2 separate regions of the Homo sapiens genome follow, and region 2 is linked to region 1. The links are chromatin loops, found by intact Hi-C in ENCODE. Cell type or tissue: Caco-2. All regions are shown on one strand. Links, peaks and the distances in the headings refer to the core of each region. The heading gives the core; the rest is flanking DNA.

What was found. A loop is a pair of places that touch in the nucleus more often than their neighbours do. Peaks named below come from ENCODE experiments on the same cell type or tissue, not always from the same donor. Only the 100,000 strongest peaks of a DNase experiment are listed, where the experiment ranks them.
Region 2: a loop joins it to region 1, with 4 times the contacts of the local background. A loop is called at or near these places in 6 of 110 quality-filtered maps.

Annotation. Positions count from the first base shown.
Region 1 is chr3:112,089,031-112,094,975 of GRCh38, forward strand. C3orf52 (chromosome 3 open reading frame 52) reads left to right here. Exons shown (of 6, transcript NM_024616.3): 2 at 4,330-4,459. Among named protein-coding and RNA genes, the nearest start is that of C3orf52, 5.6 kb to the left of the region's middle. In Caco-2, for the core only: no CTCF peak of the experiment used is centred there; DNase peaks (open chromatin) are centred at 1,961 and 2,351.
Region 2 is chr3:111,986,324-111,991,753 of GRCh38, forward strand. It overlaps ABHD10 (abhydrolase domain containing 10, depalmitoylase), which reads left to right. Exons shown (of 5, transcript NM_018394.4): 3 at 1-52; 4 at 591-728; 5 at 5,054-5,430. The coding sequence ends at 5,398. Among named protein-coding and RNA genes, the nearest start is that of TAGLN3, 9.9 kb to the right of the region's middle. RefSeq lists enhancers at 1-184, 185-684. In Caco-2, for the core only: a CTCF peak has its summit at 2,958 (motif pointing right); no DNase peak of the experiment used is centred there.

The DNA of each region.
Region 1 (5,945 bases), core at 462-5,461:
TGCCTGCTGTCACTGTAAACATGGCAATATGGCTGGGTCAAAAGTGAAAAATAAATTATGGGTAATAGAGTGAGGCTGGTTTTCTTTTATGGCTTATTACAGGGGCTCAGTTTTCAAATAGAAATCCCAGAGGCATTTTAAGAGATGGCAACATCATTTGAATAATAACAAACCAGTAAATTGATAGTTTTGAGGCAGGTAAGATTTATTTCAGGCCGGGTACAGCGGCTCACGCCTGTAATCCCAGCACTTTGGGAGGCCAAGGCAGGTGGATCATCTGAGGTTGGGAGTTCGAGACCAGCCTGACCAACATGGAGAAACCCCGTCTCTACTAAAAAAAATACAAAATTAGCCGGGTGTGGTGGCGCATGCCTGTAATCCTAGCTACTCAGGAAGGCTGAGGCAGGAGACTCGCTTGAACCTGGGAGGCGGAGGTCGTGGTGAGCCCAGATCACGCCACTGCACTCCAGCCTGGGCAACAAGAGTGAAACTTCGTCTCAAAAAAAAAAAAAAAAAAAAAGATTTATTTCAATGAGCTAGCTAAAAATTAGCTCCATTGCCACGTGTTGTTCAGTTTAGGACAAGAATCAACTGGCTCTTTTGTGCTTGGATCAAACAAGTGGATTAAATCCCACAATGAGTATTATGAAGAGTTTCCTACCTGTAAGAAAATTTTCCCTGATCTATATAATATCTGCTTCTGATTGAGTCAAAAAGAAGAAAGGCTTTTTAGATGTAAGAGATAGGTATCCTGCCACTGTTGCAGGATCCTGTGTCATGTATTTAGACCTTTATCTAAAGACGGATGTAAATATCCGGGGAATGTTCATAGGAAAGCCCTGAAAATTCTTGAGCCATATAATATGATCACAGAATATAAGATGCAGATTGCAAATGTAAATTATTAAGCCATGTAAAACAATAATAGAATGTAAGATGCAGTTGCAAATATCTCCGGAAGGCACCTTGCAGAAGAATCTATGTGTGGCCTCTCCTCACGATCTAGAATTTGGGCAAGAGAGATGAAGCCAGTGAAGAAGGCAGTGTGTCTTCATGATCCAGTTTTGAGGCAAGACTCAGATGGCACAGGTAGCACACACCTACTGTGTCACAGGCTCTTCACCCTCAGGGCACATTGGAATCTCCGGGCGTTACTTCTAAAAGATACTAATTCCTCAGCTGATTCTAATGGGCAGACAGCTGAGAAGCACTGTACAGTCTATTGTTTGGCTGGGAGTGTCTGACAGTTTCATGTGCTTTTTTTTTTTTTTTTTTTTTCATTTGAGAGAGTCTCACTCCTGCCACCCAGGCTGGAGTGCAGTAGTATGCTCATAGCTCACTGCAGCCTTGACCTCTTGGGCTCAAGCGATCCTCCCACCTCAGACTCCTCAGTATCTGGGACCACAGGTGTAAACCGTCATGTCTGGCTATTTTTTTATTTTTATTTTTTGTTGTGACAGACCATTTTATAATGACATAAAGTCTGTGAATATTAATCATGTAAGGGATAGCGCTCAGCGGTCTTCCTCTTAGAGCTGAGGACAGGTCAGTGAGGGCACTAGGCTACAGGAAGAGGCATTTCCTATAGATGACGGCTGTAAAATTTTAAGCTGAGTTCCTCCAGGAAGTCATAGAGTAATTAGTGGTTTTTTTCAACACACCAGAGTCCTAATTTGTGATCTCTAAGGGACAGCATAAATAAAGGCATGAGAGGCCAAGGAGGTGCATTGACACTCATTCTATGGCTCATTTGAAACTAGATATTTCCTTTTGTGCTAATCTTTATGGGTCCCAGCTGCCTTTTATGAGGGCTGAAAATAGCACCAGGGCTTTGGCCTCAGGAGCTCTGTAAATGGGGAGATGTTTCTGTCCCCTGAGAAACTGAAGATTCTTTGTACTGGGATGTCTTTTTCCCGTGTGGCTTCCCCTGGCTTTGAAGCAGTTCTGCAGGTTTTGAGTGGGGATGAGAGGTGACCCTATCCCTGGATTCCAGAAATGCACTTAACTCAAGAGGGATTTCCTCTGTCAAGATATCCCTAGGGCCTTTAAGTGCTCCCCTCGCACCTCTGACAGGCTAGGCCTCAGAGTCAGTGTAAAGTGCACTTGGGAAATCCAACATTTGTCCCCTCATCTAGATTTTCTCAAAGTCCATTCTTAAAATTTCTGGGAGGCCTCTACAACTAAACAGCCCACAATCGTTAAATGTATATTACTTGTAGAAGGCACAGGTGTGGAATATAAGAACAGGGCAGTTTAAGAGCACCCCTCCTCTATGTGGTTTCAGTTTACGCAGGAAGATAAGGCCAGGCTCTGTTTGTTTTTGAACCTGAAACCGGACAGGGCAGTCAGTGGCAACAGCAGATGGGCTATGTGGACAGCTCAGGTATTGGAAGATCTCACTAAGGGCAGGTGGGGAGGGAGGCTTCCACCAAAGGGGAGATTTGACCTAACTCCCGAAAGGTGGGAGGCCTCAGACCAGAGGTCTGCCATGGCCTCCTCCCACCTCCCTTACAATCTGGTCCACTAGGTGCAGGTGGGGCCTAGGTATGTGTCAGTTAAAATCCTTACCCAGTGATTCTGATGTGCAGCCAGGCTTGGGCACCTCTAATTGAGAAGGTTGGAAATACAGTCCAAGTGTGGACTGACCGATTCGTTTTCTGATGGCCAGCACCAAAATAAGAATGGCAGAGAAGGCCAGTCGCGGTGGCTCATGCCTGTAATCCCAGCACTTTGGGAGGTTGAGGCGGGAGGATCACGAGGTCAGGAGATCGAGACCATCCTGGCTAACACAGTGAAACCCCGTCTCTACTAAATATACAAAAAATTAGCCGGGCGTGGTGGCGGGCGCCTGTAGTCCCAGCTACTCGGGAGGCTGAGGCAGGAGAATGGCGTGAACCCGGGAGGCGGAGCTTGCAGTGAGCGGAGATCGTGCTGCTGCACTCCAGCCTGGGCGACAGAGCGAGACTCCATCTCAAGAAAAAAAGAAAAAAAAAAAAAAGAATGGGAGAGAAAGCAGGCCAGGTGGCCAGGTGTCGGTCAGGAGCGAGTCTCCTCGAGTGCCGGCTGCTGCTTTGTGGGATGGTGAACGCTGAGGAATGACTGAGGCGCAGTTGCACCCTTTGGCCGAACTCCCAATAATTGTTTAGCAGATGCTTTGTGTCCATTATCTCTAGTTTTTGCAACAGTCCTGTGAGCTAATTTACTATTTATATATTTTAAAGCTGAGGACTTTGGGGCCTATGAGTTTCAGTAGCTTGCTTAAAGCCACCTTGCCTTTAAGTGGTATATCTTGGTTTGGAATCCAAGTGTGTTAGATACAGACACATTTTTTCCCCATTGTATTCTGTTGTTTCCCATGGTCTCCATGAAAGAATTATCTAATGGTGGAGTGGGAAGTAGGAGAAGAGTCATGGGACCATATAGGGTAAGGTGGGGGCCCCTCTGTGACACCCTCATAAACCGGAGCTCTGCACAGTGATGTGGACAAAAGGGAAAGTTGGAGAGCTTTGTGGAGACACACAGCAGGGATTGGTTCTGGCTCATCTCTCTGAATTGCGTCTTTGAAATGGACTAGTGCACACCCTGAAGGGCTGTTAGGGTTAAGTGAAATGACGCTGGTGCTCAATAAACCATAGCAGTTGTACTTGTTTTCATTGACCCCTCCTCTGCCTCACTCCAGCCTTCTCACTCCAGCTTTGCAGCTTATTTCCTGTTGTCTCTTGCAGCTGTCCTTTCATTTCCCTTCCCAACCCTTTTTTACATAGAACCTAGGCCACAGCAGTAGCCTTGTAGCTTTTTCTTGGTGTTTCCACTCTAAACCACACATGATTTTCCCTTAATTTTCAACTCGGCTCTGGTGTTTCAAAACCTTCAAGTTTCCAGTGCACACCCAATTAAGTCCAATCTATTCTGGGACAGCTATCAACACCCTCTGAGTGTGCTCCCAGCCTTTCACTCTCTCTAATCTTAACTTTCATTATTTGCCTCTGAAACCCACATTCCAGTCGGCAGGCTAGTCTGCTGGCCGGTTCCATTACGAATCCACACTTTGGATGCTCTTTCCTGGGTTTGGAATGCCTTCAAAAATCCATCTTTCAAAATCCTGCCTATCCTCCCCACTTCAGAGCCCCCAGAGGATTTTCTTGCTAACTTCTTGATGAGGTTCTGTTCTGCCTCTGATCTCTCTTTTTGAAAACTTGATTCAGTAGAGTGTTGCCCTAAGGTCAGGGTCTTGCTGCCTTCATTTCTGTGTCTCTGGCACATCCTAGGTATTCAGAACTGTCTGTTGCAACACAATGACTGCCTCACAATCTCCCTCTGCCTTTCTAGGCTAACAAGGAAAGCCCCTGGAGCTCCTGTAATAAGAATGTGGTTGGAAGATGCAAACTGTGGATGATCATCACCTCCATTTTCCTAGGTGTCATTACAGTGATCATCATAGGCTTATGTCTTGCTGCAGGTAAGAGGATTTAGATGTGAATAAATAACACATTTTAAGAACTTACTTAAGGCTTGTGACTTACACTGAAATGGAAGATGTACTCATAGCCATTTCATTATTTATAATGTGAATTTAAGACCGGCTTGGAATATATTGTATGGGTGGGAGATATGCCTGATTCTTGTGTTTTTGTTTTCTGTTGTTGTTGTATTTTGTTGTTTTATAAGCTCCAGAAGAAATATAGAAACCAGTGTTTTACTTTAAACTCTGCTCATTGGATCTTGAAGAGGTTTCTTAATGTTTCAACTTACTTAAACACTGATTTATATTTTATTTATATCCTGATACCTGTTGATTTGAATTCTTTTTCTTTTCATTTGTTTGCTAAAAATAATTATACTTCATCTGGTGTGTCTGATATATTACTATGATGATAAAATAATAAATAATGTATTTGAAAGAGTTTTAAAAAACTTTGAAGAACCATGTGTCCATAAGCTGTCATTATTTTAACTTATTGTATTTATTTATTTTTTTTTTTGAGAGAAAGTCTTACTCTGTCACCCAGGCTAGAGTGCAGTGGCACGACTTTGGCTCGCTGCAACCTCTGCCTCCCAAGTTCAAGGAATTCTCATGCCTCAGCCTCCGAAATAGCTGGAATTATAGGCATGTGCCACCACGCCCAGCTAATTTTTGTATTTTTAGTAGAGACGGGGTTTTGCCATGTTGTCCGGGTTGGTCTTGAACTCCTGACCTCAAGTGATCTGCCTGCCTTGGCCTCCCAAATTGCTGGGATTAGAGGCATGAGCCACCATGCTTGGCCCAATTTTAACTTGTTTTAGAAATGACTGTTTATTTTATTAGTGTTGTATGTGTGTATAAAACAAAAAATGTATAGAATGCTAACTATATATGACTACATCTATTCCATATATTATTTCATGTTGTTGCTTATTTTGATTGAAAAATGATATATGTTCAGTTACCCATAAAACCCATCTGTAATATTAATATTTGGTCATATTTTCTTCTAGTCTTTTGTTTAGTTGCATTTCTAAAATAATTTGAGATTAGATTTCTTTATAGTCTTGTGGACTACCTTTAGGATTTTGATATTATGTTTAGATCATTTTGCCAAGTCATTAAAAATTATTTGTGAACATTATTATTTTTATGATTTGCATGATACAGTCTTCCACATCATTTAAAGTTCTTTAGGTAGTTACCAATTTTTTAATGATTATTAGTATTCGTTAAAGTTTTTACATCCTCCAGTGGACAATCATTTCAATTCAAAATGGGAAAGAAGAAAATTGTTTTTATTTATATGTGGGGGTGATGGTAGAGAGGGGCTCGACTGAGGCTGGGATACTCCCGAGCATGATCCAGCCTTCATGCGGCATGGGTTGAGTCCAGCTCCCAGTTACAAACCCAGTCATAGAATGAGAAGAAGAAGGGGTAACTCCCCAGTCTCTCCAGAGGGAGTTCTCAGGAATTTTCCTCA
Region 2 (5,430 bases), core at 431-5,430, 100 kb before region 1:
ATGGAGAAAAGATGTTCTTTCTATAATTGATGACTTAGCTGATGGGCCACAGGTGACTGTTTTGTTAAGTATGATGATAATTACTGTAACCTCGTATTTAAGCTGTTTGTTTTGTTTTGTTTTGTTTTTTGAGATGGAGTCTCGTGCTGTCACCCAGCCTGGAGTGCAGTGGCGCAATCTTGGCTCACTGCAAGCTCTGCCTCCCGGGTTCACGGCATCCTCCTGCCTCAGCCTCCCAGGTAGCTGGGACTACAGGCACCCGCCACCACGCCCGGCTAATTGTTCGTATTTTTAGTAGAGATGGGGTTTCACCGTGTTGGCCAGGATGGTCTCGATCTCCTGACCTCGTGATCCGCCCGCCTGGGCCTCCCAAAGTGCTGGGATTACAGGCGTGAGCCACCACACCCGGCCTAAGCTGTTTCTTTAGATATGAAAATGTTTTTATTTAATTTAAATGTTTAATCCATTTTGATATTTGATTTAAAATGATTCTATTTTTACTTTCTAATTTTTTATTGTACATATTTTGTTTTATGTTTATAACCTGTTCTATCTTAAAGACCTAATGTTTTATTTTATTTTATTTTTAGATTCTTGTTGGATCTAGCCTTGGAGGGTGGCTTATGCTTCATGCTGCAATTGCACGACCAGAGAAGGTCGTGGCTCTTATTGGTGTAGCTACAGCTGCAGATACCTTAGTGACAAAGTTTAATCAGCTTCCTGTTGAGGTAAGTCAAAAGTCACTTTTGCCACCTCAATATATTTACCGCTTATACTTCTTCTGCTCCCTCTTTCTTTGAGGGAAGGGGGGACAGAAAACAATAATTCCTTTGACTTACTGTGCTGGCCCAACTTTTGTCTTAGCTGCCTTTCTGTACACAACCTCTTTTCTATCTTTAACTATTTGTCATCTTGTTTAAGATTTCGTTTCTTCATAGTCTCTTCAAATCATTCTGCCAAATATTTGAGACACATTAACAATATCACACTTTGAAGTTTCTTTTTTTTTAGCCACATTTTCTTTATTATTACATTTACTTATTTGAATCATACATCGTGATCTCCTTTTGGTCCTCTTACTTTGTGGCATATGGGGAGTAGTGCCTGTTCTTATGACTATGTTAGAGTGGGCTAATGAACTGAAACTGCAGTCATCCCTTGGTATCTGAAGGGGATTGCTTCCAAGACCTCCCATGGATACCAAAATCCACAGATGGTCAAGTCTCTGAGAAAAAAAATGGTGTAGTATTTGCACATAATCTTGTATAATCTAAATCATTGCCAGATTACTTAAAATACCTAGTACAATGTAAGCGCTATGTAAATTGTTGCTATACTGTATCGTTTAGGGAATACGGACAAGAAAAAAAGACTGTACACGTTCAATACAGAGGTAACCTTTTTTTTCCAGATATTTTTGATACAAAGTTAGTTGAATCCATGGATGCAGAAACCATGAATATGGAGAGCTGACTGTCTTTGTTTTAGCCTAAAAGCAGCCTCAGTTCCTCCCAACAGAACTCTCCAGACAGATATTGTCAGTCAGAGTGACAGAGACACAGAAATTAAAGAAAACAGAGCAGTAGTTAAAAAATATGGTCCCTAGGCTAGCAGCAGCAGCAGCACCTGAGAACTTGTTAGAAACCCAAATTCTTGGGTTTTACCCTGAATCAGAAACTGGGGGTATGGCCCAGCAGTCTGTGTTTTAACAAACCTCTTGTAAAGTTTGAGAACAATGCTTTAGAGAATGGGGGAAGAGGAGAAGGAGGTTCAGAAATTTAAAAAAAAAGAAGAAAAAACGTATGCAGTGTTGAATAGTAGAATGTCATTGATTTGCCTCAAGTTCTGCATTAATACCTGTGCCATATATTAACTAAGTTCATTCTTAGTTCACGTTGTTTTAAGCTCCTTAAGAAATAGCATTGTGTGTGTATTCAGGTTTCTCATATTATTTCCTATCAGAGCTGAAATTACAAAGCTGGTCTTCCTTGAACTTATCTCCTGTTTCTGAATTTTGTTCACTTTCTTGGTGGTTTCTCATACATAGTTGCTCAATGTCTTCATGTTTTTCCCACCTTTGACATTTTGTGGATCTAAATGTGGACTCCTTGCTCCATCCTCTTAACTCAATAATACAGCGCTTCTTGGGTAGGAAATTATCTCAAAGACATAGCAGATTGAAAAGGAGTTGATTTTTGGGGGTTGGGGGTTTATTGTATTTTGTAATTATTGGTAAATGACAAAACCTGTGTACATTTGTTTTGGTTTTGTTTTTATTTGGGGGGGTTTTTAGGGTATCTCTGTTGCCCAGGCTGGAGTGCAGTGGTGCAGTCATTGCTTACTGCAGCCTTGACCCCTCAGACTCAAGAGATCCTCCCACCTCAGCCTCCTGAGTAGCTGGGACCACAAGTGCACACCACTATGCCTGGCTGATTTTTGTATTTTTTGTAGCGATGGGGTCTCGCCATGTTGCCCAGGCCGGTCTTGAACTCCTAGGCTCAAGAGATTCTCCTGCCTTGGACCCCCAAAGTGCTGAGATTAGAGACACAAGCCACTGTGCCTGGCCATGTACATTTCTCTGCGTGTGTGTGTGTTCACATCAGTCAGAGTGAGCATAGGGTAGATACTTTCTAATTGAGAAGATTTATAATCTGCAAATCAAGGCATTTTTTGCTAATACTTACTCAGATAAGCAGTTGTTAACAGAAGCATGTTGAGCCCTTGGTTAACTTAAAAGCATGTATAAGGAAAGAGCACCAACACTAAGACCGCTATCTCTTCTCCACATAAACAGCTAGCCCTAACAATGTCAACGGAGCAGATGTGGAGATTTTTACTATCTTTTATAACCCTGGGAATAGTAAGCCCAGCATTTCTCATTTCTTCTCTAAGAACTTGACCATCCTCTTTAACTGACTCTAATCATTATCACCTTCTTTGGACACTAGAGGGCCTCAGACATGATGCACAGCTGTTGGGAATGTAAGCTTCTGAACCACATTGCCTTGATAAGTTTTGTTGATGTAGAACTTAATATATTGTACATTTTCTTTGGGTAATGTCTTTGCTGTTTCTGAACTTTTTGTTCTTGAGGACTTGAGACATACAACATTTTATAAAGTTAACTTTGTTCTTCAGATGGACCATTTTCATTCAATTCAGTGGCAGGTAGCAGAGCTAGTTGGGGGCCAGGGATGCTTAAAATGAAACTATTATTAATTCAGTGTCGCCTTAATTAGCAAAGCCTCCACTTCAGCTAATAACCAGTGGGACTAAGTTCTATCTGCTGAAGTATTTACAAATTCAGAAACAATCCTGAGTAGCTTGAGGATAGCTAAATGTCATCTTTACTTTAAATATTTGGTTCATATGTTGTTTTAATACAGAGAATGCCATGATATTGATATAGATTTATATACATTTTATAGTTTTGTAGAATTTCATTAATTTTAAATCATTTGGAGACATATTTAGAAGTACAGTTTTTTTTTTACTGAATTATTAAGTCTTTTTGGAATTAAAAATACATTAAAGCCTAAGTACATATAGATTATATTATGTCATACATATTTTTTAAGTTCTTGTTTTCCTTTTTACATTTGCAATAAATTAACAATTTTAAACATGGGAAAATCATAGTATATTTGTTGAAACTTTAAATTTTTCAAATATGTGTAGCTTTTCTTTCCTTATTTTTTAAAATTTTTGATAAGATGTCCATTCCATTTTTCTAGAAATGCCCTTAATATTATATGATTGTAACAGTCTTGAAACTATTCATAGCTTGATTTTTGTTTTAGTTTTAAGCTGTGATCATCTTTCCAATAATCTATTATATATAAATAAACTTTTATGCTCAAAAGTGTTCATGACAATACCACAGTATGAGATGGTCAAACTAATTAAGTCAATTATGGTGGACTGCTGTGCAGCATTTAAAACCTTTTCATAGAATTTTTTAAACCCAGAAATATATGTACTAAATAAACAGCATAGAAAACTGTATATGAATGTGTAATATGTATGTATTTTACATATTACACAAAAACCAAAACACATATAGACAAATATTGGAAGGAAATAAGCCATATATTAATGGTTTTTCTCTCCATAAGATAGGATTATGGGTGATTTATTTCTTTAATTATTTTTATGTTTTCTATAATGACTGCATGTTACTCATTATACAAAATTCTAATTTTTTTAGAAAAATTAAGATAAATTATATAAAAAATAAGAGTTCTCAAAAAGTCAAAGGACATGTATATTTCATTTTAAGGGAATAAATATACAGATATTATTGTTTGGCTTTCAGGAAGTATGTGGAAGACTTCTTTGTCATCCAGAACAAAAATCAAATTTTTTCTCTTTTATAGGACTCTGGAAGGAAAAACTATATTTCTTTACATTCAGCCTAAAATTGCATGAGTATGTGTATGATTGTTACAATGTAATTACTCTTATTTTTTTATTCTTAGTTCTGTGTTTGATTCTTTCTCTTCTTTCCCTATGCCATATCCATTTTAGCTACTTATAAGCACTTTTAGGTTTACAATTTTGAAATCTAAACAATGTTTATTCTAAGATTTGATTTTATTTAAATATGAATGATACCTGGACTGATTCCAAGAAATTGTAGTGCTTTTCTCCCTCTTCATTTTTCTTTTCAGTTGGGGTGAAGCAACATCTGATTTGAGATAGTGTATGATAAAATTAAATAAATTTAAATTTAAGTTTGAGTCTTAGCCATAACAGTTAGTAGCCTAGCCCTGAACTGTTGCACACAGTATTTCATTTATCTAAACCATAATATCCTCTTTTATAAAAATAGAATAATAACAGAATTATTATCAGAATCTTATGGAATAATATGTATAAAATACCCATCACAGTACCTTGCATGTAGTAATTATTGATAATTATTATTGTTATACTTTTGTTATCTCTATCCTCTTATTCAAGAACTGCTTTCATTAGATTACTTAAAACTATTGCATGTGTTAATGTTGCCTAAAGTCACAAATACTTTTATTTTTCTTTCTTTTTCCAATAGCTAAAAAAGGAAGTAGAGATGAAAGGTGTGTGGAGCATGCCATCAAAATACTCTGAAGAAGGAGTTTATAACGTTCAGTACAGTTTCATTAAAGAAGCTGAACATCACTGCTTGTTACATAGCCCAATTCCTGTGAACTGCCCCATAAGATTGCTCCATGGCATGAAGGATGACATTGTACCTTGGCATACATCAATGCAGGTTGCCGATCGAGTACTCAGCACAGATGTGGATGTCATCCTCCGAAAACACAGTGATCACCGAATGAGGGAAAAAGCAGACATTCAACTTCTTGTTTACACTATTGATGACTTAATTGATAAGCTCTCAACTATAGTTAACTAGTATCACATGTTTAGTTGGTATGTAAACTAATG